2 separate regions of the Homo sapiens genome follow, and region 2 is linked to region 1. Evidence: chromatin contacts called from ENCODE Hi-C or POLR2A ChIA-PET data. All regions are on one chromosome and are shown on one strand. The core of a region is the stretch at or near the end of the contact, and the rest is flanking DNA. Distances in the headings are between cores, read along the strand shown.

Evidence for each region. A loop is a pair of places that touch in the nucleus more often than their neighbours do. ChIA-PET counts read pairs that join two places held with the same protein, here RNA polymerase II (POLR2A). Pooled maps may share reads with other maps.
Region 2: a loop to region 1 is called in a map with no recorded cell type, with 5 times the contacts of the local background. The contact joins the promoter of LINC01162 here to the enhancer-like site in region 1. A Hi-C loop is called at or near these places in 4 of 168 maps with a recorded cell type or tissue (Caco-2, K562, MCF 10A and 1 more), 18 of 37 single-sample maps with no recorded cell type and 6 of 50 pooled maps. POLR2A ChIA-PET finds 5 or more read pairs at or near these places in 7 of 52 experiments (H1, K562, MCF 10A and 3 more).

Annotation. Positions count from the first base shown.
Region 1 is chr7:20,796,880-20,799,704 of GRCh38, reverse strand. No RefSeq gene overlaps it. Among named protein-coding and RNA genes, the nearest start is that of SP8, 11 kb to the right of the region's middle. RefSeq lists an enhancer at 1-481 and silencers at 1,228-1,357, 1,448-1,677, 1,728-1,787. Within about 2 kb of position 1,542, at least 4 of the 41 ENCODE cell types and tissues checked have a DNase peak (open chromatin) inside an H3K27ac peak, as active enhancers do.
Region 2 is chr7:20,834,121-20,836,857 of GRCh38, reverse strand. LINC01162 (long intergenic non-protein coding RNA 1162) reads right to left here and starts at 1,427. Exons shown (of 6, transcript NR_126381.1): 1 at 1,354-1,427. RefSeq lists an enhancer at 1,493-1,993.

The sequences.
Region 1 (2,825 bases), core at 293-2,792:
CTCTTTTTAGGTAGTTTTCCCTTAACTAATTCACTGGATTGGAATGTCAAAATATATTTCTCATTAGATTTTCAAAAATTTTTTGAAAAAAAAAAAACAGATTTGAAAGGACAGGGGTGCATTTTAAATGATTCAATTCATTATATTATTTTAAATACATAGATATGCTTTTTAAAAAACAATTGTAAATTTGTGGCTTTTAAAAATTTTATTTAAATCTCCTCTCTGCCTATCATTTAGTTCTTTTCTCTGCTTTAAAATATTTTAGGTCCTTCAGTAAAATATAAAACAATGGAAACATGCTGAACGTAGGATAGAATATTTCGATCGAAATATCAAAAATTTATAAAGAGAAGGTGGGAGGTTGTCATTGTGTCGAAATGAAACTGTTTGGTTCTTTTTTGAATTTGTGCTGGGAAAGACCCATCGCCCTGGTTCTGGCTCTTCAGGGGAAATGGAAACTGGACTGTGGCTTTCTCTGCCTGGCATCTATCTAAACAGCCTTGCTTTCTCCAGCACCAGCAGCGTGAGGGTTCCACTCTAGCATATGGTCAAACTTCTATCGAGAAGATCCAGTACGTATTCAATGCAGAGCTTACCTTCAAAAGAGATAAAACTACCTTGGCAATGAGAGCACTAGCACTGTCTTTGGGATCCCTGCGGGAGATCCTCTCCCCACTTCTACAGTTAGCGGGTGGTGGGGAATGAATGGCATAGCAGTGATTCTCCTAGTGTGGTACCCGGTTCAGCAGCATGAGCGTCACCTGAGAATTTAGGAATACAAATGACTGGGCCCCACCGCAGTCCTACTGAAGCAGAAACTCTGCGGACGAGCCCAGCCATCTGCGTTTTAACTAGCCCTTTGCGTGATTCTGATGTATAGTCGCTGACATAAAAACGAGAATATAAATTTTCTAAAAGATCTTTAAAGTCCAGTTAAGACCTGAAAGGGGACGCTAGCGAAGCAGTAGGTCACTATTGCCCGGGTGGGGTGGGTCCCAAGCCGCCTGACCTGTCCGCGACCCCCTCCCGAACACACGCCCCTGCGCTGGCGCTTCCCACCCCGCCGCCCGCTGGCCTTCGCCCCAGGCCGCGCAGGCTGCCCAGCAGGTGTCAGGTCGGCGGCCCGGGGCGAGGCGGGCCCTCCCGCGGCCGCGCGTGCCGGCTACAGCCCCTCCCGCCCGGCCTGCCCCTTTGTCCGCCCCGAGGGCGGCACCTTCCCGCCCGCGGGGTGTGCGAGCCCTCGGGGGGTGGGAGAGGAGGAGGGACAGGGAGGGAAGGAGGAGGAGCGGGGCGGGCGGCTGAGTGCAGGGGTGGGGAGCCGCCGTCGCGCACCCGACTCCCGTCCCTCCGGGTCAGCGGAGAGGGGCTTTGTGACCGGCCCAGGAGTCCCAGCAAGACAACCGCCCCGGGGCGGGGTGGCGCCTCCCCCTTGGCGGGAGCCGGCGCAGCCTTCCCGCCCGGGGAGCCGCGGTGGCGAGCGGCGTACGGGCCGGGCAGAGCACGGAGCTGGCGGCGGAGCTCGGCGGGAGAGCACGGCTAAGCGGAGGGGAGGGCCGGAGGGTGGGGCGGGGCGGGGCTGGGCCGGGCTGCCACGGAGCCCGGCGCCTGCGCCTCCGCCTCCCGCGCCCGCGGCCGCCGCAGCCCGGGCCTTGCGGGCCGGCGAGCAGGCGGGGACGCGTGTGTGCCCTGGCCGGCGACCTGCGCCGGGTGCCGGGAGGTGCGCAGAGGCGCGGGCTGGACCTGGGACGGCAGGCTGTCTCTCGGGTGCGGGGTGGGAGGGGTGAGGAGGAAGGAAAGGGAGGGGTTGAAAGGCCAGGAAGAAAGGGGAGTGCAAATATTGTGACTGCTGGGGACTGAGACTGTCTGTGGCGCAGTCGGTGGAGATCTGCACTCCAAGCTGGCGGTAGGCTGCGGAGAAGTCCGACTGCCCCTCGTCTGGAACTGTCGCTCTTCCCTCTGACTGCTGCACAGACAACCGTCACTCATTGCTTTTAGATCCTGCGACTGGTGGGGAAAGCTGCCCACTACTCGCCATTTATTCTAGATTCCCCAAGGGCAGGATCTTAATTAAGCTGACTGTTTTCTGAAGAAGCTTCAGCTCCGAGAATCCCTGGGACGTTGCCAACACTGGGGGTGAAGGTGAAGGGGAACCTGTCCTTTTCCTGCTGTGTTCCCCGCCTTACCCCTCGGCCATTGCCTTTCGTTTACTTCTCCAGTCTCCTGTCCTCGTATCTTAGATGGGTCAAAGCATTAAAACGGGACAAACCTGTATGGCAACGCATCCCAGGTATACGTGAAACCGGAAGCAGGAGCACTTCCGAAGTTCGTTGGACCATCGCGGGGAAGCGCAGCTCCTCAAGGCTCCGTGGGTTGGTGGCAGCCTCGGGGGCCCTGCCCATGAGCCGAGCGTGGTGGATGCCGATGCATTAAGTGATCTGGAGACACTCGGTCCTCGAGGTTCTTCCTCCAACTGAGTTATTATATAGACTGGGACGTGCCAGGCCTTTCAAAAGTCAATCAGCATCGGCTTGTAATTTCCTTCCTCAGACTTCTAAACCTACAATCTTCCCACCCATTTCTAAGCATTTTGGAATTTCTGTTCCCAAATCTTGACTGAGGAAGCTAAAGGGAAGGAAATTCAGATCACCGTAGCTTAAGTTAGAAAAAAGAATAGTTTTTTTTACTTAAATGGTAAATCAACAGCAAATCACCTAATAAAAAATATTTATGAATATCTGCGGCTTATTTTTGAAGTTTTAAATTCTATATATCAATTACCCTGTTTTCAGTTAAATTTGTTAAAGTTGATTAAAACACTGAAA
Region 2 (2,737 bases), core at 178-2,677, 37 kb before region 1:
CATGATACAGTTGAGACTCAATATTTAACATCCAACTAATTCTTAACCTTTAAGATTTTAAAATTTATTATTCTAAGAAACTTTCTCCCAATCTGACTTGTGTGTGACTCTCTCAGAGTTTTACACCTTTAAGGAACTGAATTTAGTTACTGATCTACTTCGACTTCCTCAAAAGAGAGCTCCCCATGTAAGATTTTAAAATTTATTATTCTAAGAAACTTTCTCCCAATCTGACTTGTGTGTGACTCTCTCAGAGTTTTACACCTTTAAGGAACTGAATTTAGTTACTGATCTACTTCGACTTCCTCAAAAGAGAGCTCCCCATGTAAGTTAGTGTTTGTATTAGAATGGGGCACAATAGTTTAAAGATATGGCATTGGGGAGCACAGCATTGGCATTAAAATAAAATAACATTAAGCTCTAATATGAGATTTGAAAAACACAGTCTGGGCAGAGGGTCCAGTGAATCTTAGCAGGAATAACCAGTCTTCAGCATTATCAGCTTAGTGCTGACTGAAGAGTCATTTGGCTACATGTGATTTTTACACATCTGTCAACTAAAGCAGAGCTCCAAATGAAAAATCTGGCACATAGAAACATTATGGGGATTTGTGAGTCCCCCTGGAGAATTTTGGGTCCATAAACCAATGAATAGATTACTATGACACACAAATGGAATATTTTCATCTGTGACAGACATAATCTCGCCCTGGTACTCTTTGTGTCATGTTGCAGAAAACTATACGCACTGTCCTCAGACCTGCTTTAGTTGCCCATGCTAAAAGATGAGTGACAACACTAAATATGGAAAACATTGGCCGGGCGCGGTGGCTCACGCCTGTAATCCCAGCATTTTGGGAGGCCGAGGCGGGCGGATCACGAGGTCAGGAGATCGAGACCATCCTGGCTAACACGGTGAAACCCTGTCTCTACTAAAAATACAAAAAATTAGCCGGGCGCGGTGGCGGGCGCCTGTAGTCCCAGCTGCTGGGGAGGCTGAGGCAGGAGAATGGCGTGAACCCGGGAGGCGGAGCTTGCAGTGAGCCGATATCGCGCTCCAGCCTGGGTGACGGAGCAAGACTCCGTCTCAAAAATTAATAAATAAATAAATAAATAAGTAAATAAAATAAAACATCTAAGGTTAAAGAACGGAACCACCCTTGGGAAGACCTAAATGCAATCTCTGTCAGTACCACTAACTGTGGCCTCTGAGTTAGCACACTAACTCCAGTCCTAATACAAGTACATTATAAATCACCTCAGCGGTCAAGACCTCATTCGTCGTCCTGCAAACCTGTGCCATAATAGGTTTTACTAGTACAAAAACTGAGGCTCACTGTGTTTGTAACTTACCTAAAGTCACATAGGTGATAAAGGTGTCCCTGAATCCAAATCCACATATTCTTTCCATTGAGACAGGCAGGTGGGAAGGCCTCCCTGGCAAAACTCCAACCGGCCAGTGCACTGGGAGGAGTGCGCACTGGGATCGAGCCACAGAAGTTCGCGCGTTTGCAGCGGGAGGAGCTTGGCCCCTCCTCTTCCTGGGTGGAACCTGGGATTCAATCTGTGAGGCGGGAAGCCCAGTGGCAGGAAGCACACTCTCTCGCTTTGCTAAGAGTCTCTGTTTCCCCTTTTCTTCCATTTCACCCAATAAACCCTGCCCTCCTCTCGCTTCAAATTGTCTGTGAGCCTAATTTTTCGTGGCCATGTGATAAGGAACCCTGTCTTTAGCTGAACTAAGCAAAAAGTCCCACAACACTATTATGCCATAAAATGTCTTTAATCTATAAAATTAGAAGATAGCAAGTCCTTATTGAGTCATGAATTTCATTTATTTATTCAAAAAATATGTTTATAACTTGAATGAGTCAAAACATGGGTATATAAAAAAGAGGAATTTACATGTCTCTAGAAGAAAAAGAAGAGATTGCAAGGGTAATATTTAGTGTCCTTTTGAAAGTACATTAGTGCCAGGCACTACATAAGTCTTCCTGAAGGTGGTAGTACAGGCAAAGCATGCACTCCAAGCTTTGGGAACAATTTTTAGAAAAATTTTTGAGGTCTTTATAAAAATTGTCAAGGAACTGTTAACATAATGACAGCAACATATACAAATGTCTGGAACACTATCATGTATTTTAAATCTATTTTTTGACACAGAGCTATTGGGAAATATTATGTCAGCCTTTCAAGAAGTATATAATTTTGAGATTGAATAAAATCAGGTTGTCTCCATGTTTACTTGAATTAATGAGATGTTTGATGTTGTCCACCTTCTCCCTTGTTGTCCAAACCCTAGTGAGTGCCCTGACTTGAAAGCCAAGTTCTCTGTCTGTAACCAAAGAGAAAAGCTCATCACCCTGGTTAGACAAAGTTCACAGCAGCCACAGCCTTCTGAAATGACACACTGCCTCCATCAGTGTTCCTTCTTGTGTTCTTTTTGTGAAGAGTGTGTTTGGAGTTACTACAGTTTTTGGTCATCAGTGAATGATGATATATCTTTAGAAAGTCTCTGTAAGGGTAACCAAGGTTCCCTGAAGATGTGTAAAGTCTCTGCACAAGTTTGAGCATTCTTAAGGAGCAAATTAATAGTATTTTGTATTTTTACATTTGTACAATGAGAAAACGTTCTATAGGTTTGATATTCTTTCCTGGAAATACTTCCACAGGAAAACAGTATATGGAAAACCCATTTTTAAGGCAAGTTTATGTTTTTACATTAAACAACAATTGAAAA